Regions from separate parts of the Homo sapiens genome. Here region 2 is linked to region 1. Evidence: read pairs that join two places in POLR2A ChIA-PET (ENCODE). Cell type or tissue: Panc1. All regions are shown on one strand. Each heading gives the region's core, and the rest is flanking DNA. Links, peaks and the distances in the headings are about the cores only.

The links. Peaks named below come from ENCODE experiments on the same cell type or tissue, not always from the same donor. Only the 100,000 strongest peaks of a DNase experiment are listed, where the experiment ranks them.
Region 2: POLR2A ChIA-PET joins it to region 1 with 5 read pairs; 8 of 35 experiments call an interaction of 5 or more read pairs at or near these places.

Annotation. Positions count from the first base shown.
Region 1 is chr10:93,398,601-93,403,982 of GRCh38, reverse strand. It overlaps MYOF (myoferlin), which reads left to right. Exons shown (of 54, transcript NM_013451.4): 10 at 1,093-1,123; 11 at 1,636-1,751; 12 at 2,439-2,565; 13 at 4,488-4,591. Among named protein-coding and RNA genes, the nearest start is that of MYOF, 81 kb to the left of the region's middle. In Panc1, for the core only: no CTCF peak of the experiment used is centred there; no DNase peak of the experiment used is centred there; H3K27ac peaks cover 532 bases.
Region 2 is chr10:93,450,261-93,455,642 of GRCh38, reverse strand. It overlaps MYOF (myoferlin), which reads left to right. Exons shown (of 54, transcript NM_013451.4): 3 at 3,502-3,593. Among named protein-coding and RNA genes, the nearest start is that of MYOF, 29 kb to the left of the region's middle. In Panc1, for the core only: no CTCF peak of the experiment used is centred there; no DNase peak of the experiment used is centred there; H3K27ac peaks cover 3,229 bases.

The DNA of each region.
Region 1 (5,382 bases), core at 271-5,270:
TGAGAACTTTCATAATAGAAATCTGATTCCTATGTACGCATCTTGGTGGCATCTTGGGAATGTGTAAGGGTTCAGCATGATGACACTTGCTGAAGGCTGCTTGGGGCTTGTCTATTTCCAAAGTATAACAGTGAACAGAGCTCTCAAAGCAAGATGCCCTGAAGCTGCCATATCAGGGCCCTTCCCAGGGTTGTATCTGGATGGAAGCAAATCCACTGCCACAAAGGGAAGGGGTGTTGACCATGGCAAGAAGTCCACCATCTACCTCCACTTACTGGGGGCCCCAAAGCTCCATCTGCAAAGCCAATTATGGTAAATTCAGAGTGTGAAAGGAAAGCCAAACAAGGCAAGAGGTTCAGGGTGCTTCTATAAGTAGCTCTCACTGGAATGAAAGGACAAATACTTGGTTGGCTTCTTCCCAGCAATTCTACATGGAATAGGCTGCCTCTCCAAGAAAGGAGCACCAGTCACTAGAAGTCCTAGAGGATGATCTGGGTCAGGCAGACCTGTGTTCATACCCTGTCTGCCACCAAGTAGCCACATGTCCCAGAGGAACTCAATCTCTCTGATCCTTAGTTTCTTCATCTGTAAAATGGGATCATTGAGAAAATTAAATGAGATAGTATGTGTAAAGCACCTAGTACAGCACCTGGCACATTGAAGTGCCCAGTCAATGGTTATATTAATAGTAGCATTAGCTGGAGGAGAAGGAGGAGGAGGAGGAGAACTGGACAGGAAATTGGGCCAGGTGAATTTCTGTAGGATGACCAATGGTCCCACTTTGCCTGGGACTTTAGTGGTAAAACTGAGGATAACCCAGGCAAACTGGGTCATATTGGTCACTCTGCTTCTGTGGTCCCTTCCAGCCCTAAGACTAGCTCATTCATTCAATAGTGACTTACTGAGGGTCTTCCATGTGCCACACATCAGACAAGGCACTGGGGATACAGAGAGGATAAGACGGAAATGTTGGGTCTCAAGGAAATTTAAGTGTAATCAAGACATGATATTTAAATATAATGATGGCTTCTTTAAAGTGACTAGACTGATTTTAAAATCTACTTAGACTACTTTCGATTATTGTTTTCCCAGATTGATGTTGGATTTGTTTATGATGAACCTGGTAAGTAATGTTCTCCCCATCAATATGAAGTCTTAAATTCATTCCTTCTAACTCTGAAGATGATTCTAAGAATCAAGACAATTTGGGGGGGATCAAAGAATTAAAGTTAAAGGAATTTTTTAAAAAATATTTTCTTAATGAGGGAGAGGAGAGGATACTTAGTGGGAATAAATAACAGTAGCTTAGAAAAAATGTCTAATTTTTTATCTTAACATTCAAAATAGATGATTTCTATGTTTTGTGAGGATATTTTGATCTTATCAAAATTAAATTATAAAACTCGTTGGTACAACTTAGAGAGTCTTGTTTGAGTTACACGAGGACAGAATGGTGGGGGTGGGGTGTAGGGAGAGTACAAAACAGAAGACGTGAAAGTGGACACTCATCTGGGGAATTTGGTGTGTCGTGAAGAGGCTTCCAAGAAAATGCAGCTTATCTTATGGCAGAGGAATCACAGACTTATCAGTACCTTTTTAGCATGTCCATTTCCTTTTACTCCTTCTCTATTTTAGGCCATGCTGTCATGAGAAAGTGGCTTCTTCTCAATGACCCGGAAGATACCAGTTCAGGTTCTAAAGGTTATATGAAAGTCAGCATGTTTGTCCTGGGAACCGGAGATGAGCCTCCTGTGAGTCCCTACATTCTCTACTTTCTACACTTCTCACTAAAAAAGAAGGCCAAGAGTTAAGCATGTGGGCATGGGTAATTGTGAAATGGAGCACAGCTTCCCGTCAATACCCTCAGATTCCCCCTATTCTTCAGAAGCTGTTCTTTTCTTCATCATGGAATTATTGTTCTAGCTTACTTAAACTCTTATCTGATGTCTATGAGTGAGCATTTAATTGAGAATCGATGAATGTGTTTTTACAACGTCCTTGCCTCATTAGAAAGACTGCTTTTATCTAGAAAGCATGACCTACTTGCAGAATTAGGCATTGCTACCTAAATAGTTAGTGATTATTCTAGGAAACTGGGTGGCAAACTGCAGAATATAAGTGGCCAGAGAGAAGTTGAAGGGACATCAGGATCACACACACACACACACACACACACACACACACACACACGCACAGGCTCTTACTATTTGGTGCTCATAAAATGACAGAATGATACAAAAACATGAGCATTGATTTTGTGGAGCAGTTTTGAGGTTGAAGGAAAACTGGTGGCTGATGGCAGGCTGAACTCTTAAGCCCCAAACACAGGAAATCTTAATGGAAACGATTCTGAATGGTTTCATTTTATAAGCATTAATTTGGCTTTTTCCAAGTGCTGCTTTTCTGTATGTATAATTTAAATCATGTGCCCCTAATAGCCTGAGAGACGAGATCGTGATAATGACAGTGATGATGTGGAGAGTAATTTGTTACTCCCTGCTGGCATTGCCCTCCGGTGGGTGACCTTCTTGCTGAAAATCTACCGAGCTGAGGACATCCCCCAGAGTATGTACTGATTTAATCTTGCCCCAGAATTGTTGATTATGTGTGTGATGAAATGTGTTAAAAATCAAACTTTAATAGTGATTCGTGTCCCTATCGTATGTTTTTCTTCTGAAAGGGCTTCATGGGCTTATTTTCATTCATTCTGGCCCAGTTGAAAGCTACCTGAGCAGGCTCATGGCACAGCTAGTTGGTTGCTGATCATGTTCCTTGTTGAGTACCTGCCTTTGGCCCATTTGACTCTCTCTCTTGCTATTCTATATCTTCTCTTTATTCTAGAGGATGCTAAAGAGATATGAGCAGTCAGCACTTCCAACCCCTTTTATCCCAAATGAAAATGTGAACTGTTATTATCAAATCAAGGTGTTTGCTATCCAGCTATAAAAAAAAAATAGCAGAAATTAGCTGGGCATGGTGGCGGGTGCCTATAATCCCAGCTACCTGGGAGGCTGAGGCATGAGAATCACTTGAACCCAGGAGGCGGAGGTTGCCGTGAGCCACACCACTGCACTCCAGCCTGGGCAACAGAGTGAGACTCCATCTCAAAAAAAAAAAAAAAAAAAAAAACATGCTGAGCAAAGGGTAGTAATGTCCCAATGACTAGAAGTCTGCCACTATTGTATTATGAAATATATTCAGCAAGAGACTGGTTGCATTTAAGGGATCGCTTCTAGTGATTCCATTTATAGGAACTAGTGTGGTTATCCCTCTGTCACTGCTGATGGCCCAGCCTCCTATTTGCCTTGCTGGGCCTGTCTGGTTCCTGCTGGGCTCTGGGACATGGGACCCTTCTCCAAGTCCCCAGGAGGCTGCACTCACTATACAGGCCATGGATCTCTTCAGGATTTGCTGCTTTTCTTGGGAATCCTTTTCCTCTTTTAAGATCCTATGGTCTTAAAAGATAGTATTGTAGGGCCTCCCCATACCCACCTTTCTCTCAAAAATGTGTCAAATGGGCTGGAGGCAGTGGGTCATGCCTATAATCCCAGCACTTTGGAAGGCCAAGGTAGGAGCACTGCTTGAGGCCAAAAGTTCAAGACCAGCCTGGGCAACATAGCAAGACTACTGTCTCTATTTAAAAAAAAAAAAAAGAAGAAGAAGAAGAAGAAAGAAATACATAAAATAAGGTAAATTAAAATCCTGATCTCTATTTACTTTTTAGCTTAACTATAGATTGTAGTTGATTAAATATATTATTTGTGATTATGTCAAATTTTCTTGAATTTCTCTGAAACAGACTAGGACTATATCATTTTGACCTAGAGCACCTTTCTCCCAATTGAAAGCAGGCCTGAGTTTGAGAATCATCTTTTACTCTCACTGAATGAACTTTGTTGTATTTTTTTTCCTCCATAAAAGATCAAGTTTTTGTTTTATTTTATTTTATTTTGAGATAGAGCCTCACTCTGTCACCTAGGCTGGAGGCTGGCATATACTGGCTTGATCTTGGCTAACTGCAAGATTCAAGTGATTCTCATGCCTCAGCCTCCCAAGTGGCCGGGATTACAGGCATGTGCCACCACACCTGGCTAATTTTGTTTGTTTGTTTTGAGATGGAGTCTTGCTCTGTCACCAGGCTGGACTGCAGTGGTGTGATCTTGGCTCACTGCAATCTCCGCCTCCCAGGTTCAAGCAGTTCTCCTGCCTCAGCCTCCCGAGTAGCTGGGATTACAGGCGCGTGCCACCACACCCAGCTAATTTTTGTATTTTCAATAGAGAAGGGGTTTCACCATGTTGACCAGGATGGCCTTGCTCTTCTGACCTCATGATCCACCAGCCTTGGCCTCTCAAAGTCCTGGGATTACAGGCATGAGCCACTGCGCCTAGCCTGTTGCAACTATTTTGATGTATAAGAGAACTTTTAAAATTTTGCCAAATTTCTGGGAATTGAATTTAATTTCTGCTGTATAACTATTACCTTCCAGTGGATGATGCCTTCTCACAGACAGTAAAGGAAATATTTGGAGGCAATGCAGATAAGAAAAATCTCGTGGATCCTTTTGTAGAAGTTTCCTTTGCTGGAAAAAAGGTTTGTACATGATCTAAATGCAGATGCTGCTAGTAATAAATATCTAAAACTACTGTGCTTTCCTTGGAGTGAATTCCTGCTTACTCTTTGTTAAAATAGCCCCCTGATGAGCCAGGCACTCTGAGGGAACACAGATTATCTGAGTCTGAACACGCCAGACTTCTCCACAGGTTTATTTTGGAGTGGAAAGTATGCAGAACACAAATTAGAAAATTCAATCTTTTGAGAGATTAAAATAGGGAAGGCTACCACTGAATTTCTGGAATTGCTTTTCAGGTCCAAACGTTATCTTAACCTTAGGCAAGCTCTCTGGCCAGCCACACCCATCCCTGGTAAATGTTGTAGGACAGAGACCCCCCCCCAGTGCCCTGTTGCCCCTTCCTGTCATGTTTCTCACCTTCCATGCCCCAGTAAACTGTTGAAACCAGAGAATGGGTCAGGGAAGCCCCATCCCACTCCCCTGAAAATATCTGGGAGACTCTTGGTGTAGGGACAGCTATAACCACCACTTTTACCTACAGAGATGGTCAAAGATTGGAGAGTTGAGAGTTGGGTGAGATTCTACAGTAGAATAATAGCACATCATGGACAGTTATAGACAAAAAGAACTAGCATCTTTTATGTGTTCGAACCATATAATTATGAAAGCAAGATTCGGCAAACCACATACACATACACATATGACTGGTGCTTTTTTCTAAAAGATTCAGTGGGTGTGGTAGAAAAGCCTTCAGCTCTGGGGCAAAATGAGGCCTGAATTAAATTCAGGCTTTACCCCACTTCATAGGCAG
Region 2 (5,382 bases), core at 248-5,247, 52 kb before region 1:
CTCAGGTTGGAGTGCGGTGGCGTGATTAAGATTCAATACTGCCTTGAATTCCTGGGCTCAGGTGGTCCTCCCACCTCAGCCTCCTGAGTAGCTGGGACCACAAGCGTGCACCACACCCAACTAATTGTTTTATTTTTTGTAGAGATGGGCTTTTGCCGTGTTGCCCAGGCTGGTCTTCAACTCCTGAGCTCAAGTGATCCACCTGCTTCAGACTCCCAAAGTGCTGGGATTACAGGTGTGAGCCATTGCGCCTCGCTAGACCTTATTCTTGAATGAAGTGAAACAAAAAACTTTTTAATGCCTTGGGGGTTTTTTTTGTTCTTTTTTTGTTTTTTTGTTTTTTGTTTTTGTTTTTGTTTTTTTGAGATGGAGTTTCGCTCTTCTTGCCCAGGCTGGAGTGCAGGTTGCTCACCGTAACCTCCGCCTCCTGGGTTCAAGCAATTCTCCTGCCTCAGCCTCCTGAGTAGCTGGGATTACAGGCATGTGCCACCACACCCAGCTAATTTTGTATTTTTAGTAGAGATGGGGTTTCTCCATGTTGATCAGGCTGGTCTCGAACTGTCGACCTCAGGTGATCCACCCAGCACCCAAAGTCCTGGGATTACACGCATAAGTCACCACGGCTGGCCTTTTTTTTTTTTTTTTTTTTTTTTTTAATTAAAAAAAGACAGGGTCTCGCTCTGTCACCCAGGCTGGAATGCAGTGGTGTAATCATATCTTACTACAGCCTCGATCTCCCAGGGCCAAGCGATAGCCCTGCTTTAGCCTCCTGAATAGCTGGGACTACAGGTATAAGCCACCATGCCCAGCTAATTTTAAAAAACATTTGTAGAGATTACATCCTGCTATGTTGCCCAGGCTGGTCTTGAGTTCCTGGTCTCAAGCCATTTTCCCATCTTGGCCTCCCAAAGTGCTGAGTTTACAGGCGTCAGCCACTCTGCCCAGCCTTTTTAATGCCTTTCTGAAACGCCCAGCAGGTCTCAGGCAGGTTGAGAGGGAATTCCACTTATCTGTAATTTCCCCAGAATCCAGAACACAGCCAGCTGGACTACAAGCTCCATGAGAGCAAGAGGCCCCTTGGGTTGGTCATTGTGGATTCCTAGCACCTGACAGAACTCCAAGAATAAAGCAAATAAAAAATGCATTTATGTGAGAGTGCTTCCTACTTCAGATTTTGAATCATCCCAACTCATCTCTTCAAATTTGAGATTGAGATCAAGCCACGTGACCAATGGCAGAGAGAGATGTGCTGTCATGCGAGCTGGCATGTCCTCTGCAGGGAATCAGCCATCTTATTCCATTTTGTTTCCAACATGTTTTTTTTTTCTTTCCTTTCATATTGCAGATGTACTTATCAAGTAAACTGTTTTATAATTGAAACCAAACACAAATGAAATGTCAACCCCAAACCCACTGGGATTGCTGGTGCTGGGTGTGTTCTTTTTTTTCTTTTTTCTTTTAAGATGGAGTTTTGCTCTTGTTGCCCAGGCTAGAGTGCAATGGTGCGATCTCGGCTCACTGCAACTTCCGCCTCCTGGGTTCAAGTGATTCTCCTTCCTCAGCCTCCCAGGTAGCTGGGATTACAGGCATATGCCACTACGCCTGGCTAATTTTGTATTTTTAGTAGAGATGGGATTTCACCATGTTGGTCAGGCTGGTCTCGAACTCCTGACCTCAGGTGATCCATCTGCCTTGGCCTCCCAAAGTGCTGGGATTACAGGCATGAGCCACTGCGCCCGGCTCTTTTTTTTCTTTTTTGAGACAGGGTCTTCCTCTGCCACCCAGGCCAGAGTGTAATGGCACAGTCATAACTAACTGCAGCCATAACTAACTGGGCTCAAGCAATCCTCCCCACTCAGCCTCCCAAGCAGCTGGGACTACAGGCACACACCACTGCGCTCTGCTGATTTTTAAATTTTTCACAGAGACAGAATCTAAGTTGTCCAGGCTGGTCTTGAACTCCTTGCCTCAGCCTCCCAAAGTGCTGGAGTTACAGGTATGAGCCACCATTCCCAGGCTGGGTGTGTTCTAAGAGAAGCTCTGAGGCCACGTGTGGTGGCACATGCCTGTAATCCCAGCACTTTGGGAGGCCAAGACGGGTAGATCACATGAGGTCAGGAGTTTGAGACCAGCCTGGCCAACATGGTGAAACCCTGTTTCTATTAAAACTACAAAAATTGTCCAGGTGCGGTGGCTCACGCCTATAATCCCAGCACTTTGGGAGGTCAAGGCGGGTGGATCATGAGGTCAGGAGTTCGAGACCAGCCTGGCCAACATGGTGAAACCCTGTCTCTACTAAAAATACACAAATTAGCAGGGCATGGTGGCAGGCGCCTGTAATCCCAGCTATTCGGGAGGCTGAGACAGGAGAATTGCTTGAACCCGGGAAGTGGAGGTTGCTGTGAGCTGAAATTGTGCCACTGCACTCTAGCCTGGGCAACAGGGCAAGACTCTGTCTCAAAAAAAAAATTAGCTGGGTATGGTGGTACACACCTGTAATCCCCAGCTACTGAGGAGACTGAGAACTTGTTTTTTTTTAGAAGTGCTAAAAATAATTTTTTAAGAAGTTCTGAAACAAGTTTTCCTTCCATTCCAAGCCCACTACAAGGAGGATCAAGTCATCATTTAATTATTACCTAATCAGTCAAAGGCATCAGTGACGCTTTATCAATCTTTTTTTTTTACTTTTGTCATTAGGAAGCAACTTACTGCATTAAAATGAGAGTCTCAGAAAGGTCGGTATATTATAGCATTGACCGACCATGGTGGAACTTAAAATGAGAGGCATTTTAGAAAATGTTTTCTTAGATTATTCATCTTCTTTGTTTGATAGTAGTATGATTAAGAAGAGCAGATAATTTAAAACTAGCCATTGAAGAAAATGTTTTCACATATACCCTGCATTTTATTCTTTTTTAATTTTTTTATTTTTGTTATTATTATACTTTAAGTTCTAGGGTACATGTGCACAAAGTGCAGGTTTGTTACATATGTATACATGTGCCATGTTGGTGTGCTGCACCCATTAACTCATCATTTACATTAGGTGTATCTCCTAATGCTATCCCTCCCCCCTCCCCCCACCCCACAACGGGCCCCAGTGTGTGATGTTCCCCATCCTGTGTCCAAGTGTTCTCATTGTTCAATTCCCACTTATGAGTGAGAACAACACCCTGCATTTTATTCTTGCAGCAGTTGTGGTAGTCGTTGAGTCCAGCTCTTGAGTATGAAGCAGGGGTGTGGTCACCTGGTTGAAGCCACAGAACCTAGAAAGCAGGAAGCCAGGAGTTGTCTACAGGTCCTCTAAGTCGACATCTGGTTTGCTTTCCTGCCCCCTCAGCTGCCTTCAGGTTTAGAATTTAATCATTTCTGCATAACTTCAAAAGATTGTCATTGGTGAAAATAATGACCCAACATGTAGTACTGGTGCATCTTAGTGTAATCTCTGCTCCTTCTAACAGCCTTTTTTTTTCTCTTTTTTCAAAACCTTTCTGTGAACAGATTTTGGAGTTTGACTTGAGGGGTATACCACTGGACTTTTCATCTTCCCTTGGGATTATTGTGAAAGATTTTGAGACAATTGGACAAAATAAGTAAGTTGTTTTCACCTGTTTTTCTCATTTTAGGTATTACTATCTCACTGTTGTTTATTTTGTTGAAGAGACACATCTTTAATAACGTATTATAATACTTCCAATATAAATGTGCTTTAATTCCATGCCCCGCTCCCTTCTAAGCCAATAGCAGATGTGGCTAATCCATCACAGCACTTTTTCCCAATGACTGCTTTTATTCCAAAAAAGCTGCAAACACCGAGCCACCTAGACTAGTTTATCAAACTTGGCACTTAGAGTGAAGCCTGTTCACATGCCTACAACTTCTTGGTCAACTGCACTTCCTACCTCTGGCAGTTTATCTGAACTGTAGTGATATTGGATACAACCCAAATCACTTCTTCTGATTATTTGTGGCCTATACATGTCTCATTCAAGTTTTACTTTCAGCCCCATTTCCATGTTAATGTCTCCTTCGCCTTTTAATCCCAACAGACCTAAACAGACCTTAATCCTTGCCTTACTGCCTCTTTCCTTTCACATGGGGAAGGGTCACGGTGGTGCCCGTGGTGACACTGAGGGTTGTCCTCTGAGTAAAATTGGGAGACTTCCCAAACAGGTTCCCGTGGGACAGAATGATCTTAGTATTAATAAATTCACCCTAGTCCTGGATCTGGACTTTGGCCTTGTAGACCCAGTCGTATGTTACCAATTCAAACTAACCAAGTTCACAAGAGACTAAAGGTTTTTTTCTTTTTTTTGACTCTGTCACCCAGGCTGGAGTGCAGTGGCACAATCTTGGCTCACTGCAACCTTCACCTCCCAGGTTCAAGCAATTCTCCTGCCTCAGCCTCCCAAGTAGCTGGAATTACAGGCGTGCACCACCACGCCCAGCTAACTTTTATATTTTTAGTAAAGACAGGGTTTCACCATGTTGGCTAGGCTGGTCTTGAACTCCTTACCTCAGGTGATCTACCCGCTTCAGCCTCCCAAAGGGCTGGAACTACAGGTGTGAGCTACCGTGCCCAGCTGATACTAATACTTAAAACCAGAATACCTGCTTATTTTCCTTCTGGTGGAAGTCAATTGCCTAGTGACAGGGCATTTCTACCCTCCAACCCATGAATTTTCCTTCAAGTCATACCACATGGGAAGCCAAATTACTTTGTATCCTCGATTTCAAGATGTTATTGTTTATAAAGTATACTATCAAATTAATAAATGGTTAGGGGCCAAAAAAAGCGTGATATTTAATGCCCCCATCAATTGTAAGAAGCATTTCAGTTTTTAGTAATGTTAGTACATTTAAAAATGTATGTCTTAGGCACATCTGATATAATCTGAAGGCTGCAGTGAGAGCAAAAATTTAGGATAAATTAGTTGAGGTAGGTGGTCACATGCTCTGATTGCTTGAGACAGTCCTGGTTTGCTGTCCTAGCACAGTGATTAATAATGCCCCTTTTGCAGTCAACGTGGCTGGGTTTGGACAGTAAATTATTATTATTTTTTGTTTTTGAGATGGAGTCTCACTCTGTCACCCAGGCTGGAGTGCAGTGGCGCAATCTCAGCTTACCGCAACCTCCGCCTCCTTAGTTCAAGTGATTCTTGTGCCTCAGCCTCCTGAACAGCTGGGATTGCAGGCATGCACCTCTCCACCTGGCTAATTTTTGTGGTTTTTGTTTGTTTGTTTGTTTTTTGAGATGGAGTCTTGCTCTGTCGCCCAGGCTGGAGTGCAGTGGCACGATCTCAGCTCACTGCAACCTCAGACTCCTAGGTTCGAGTGATTCTCCTGCCTCAGCCTCCTGAGTAGCTGGGACTACAGGCGTGT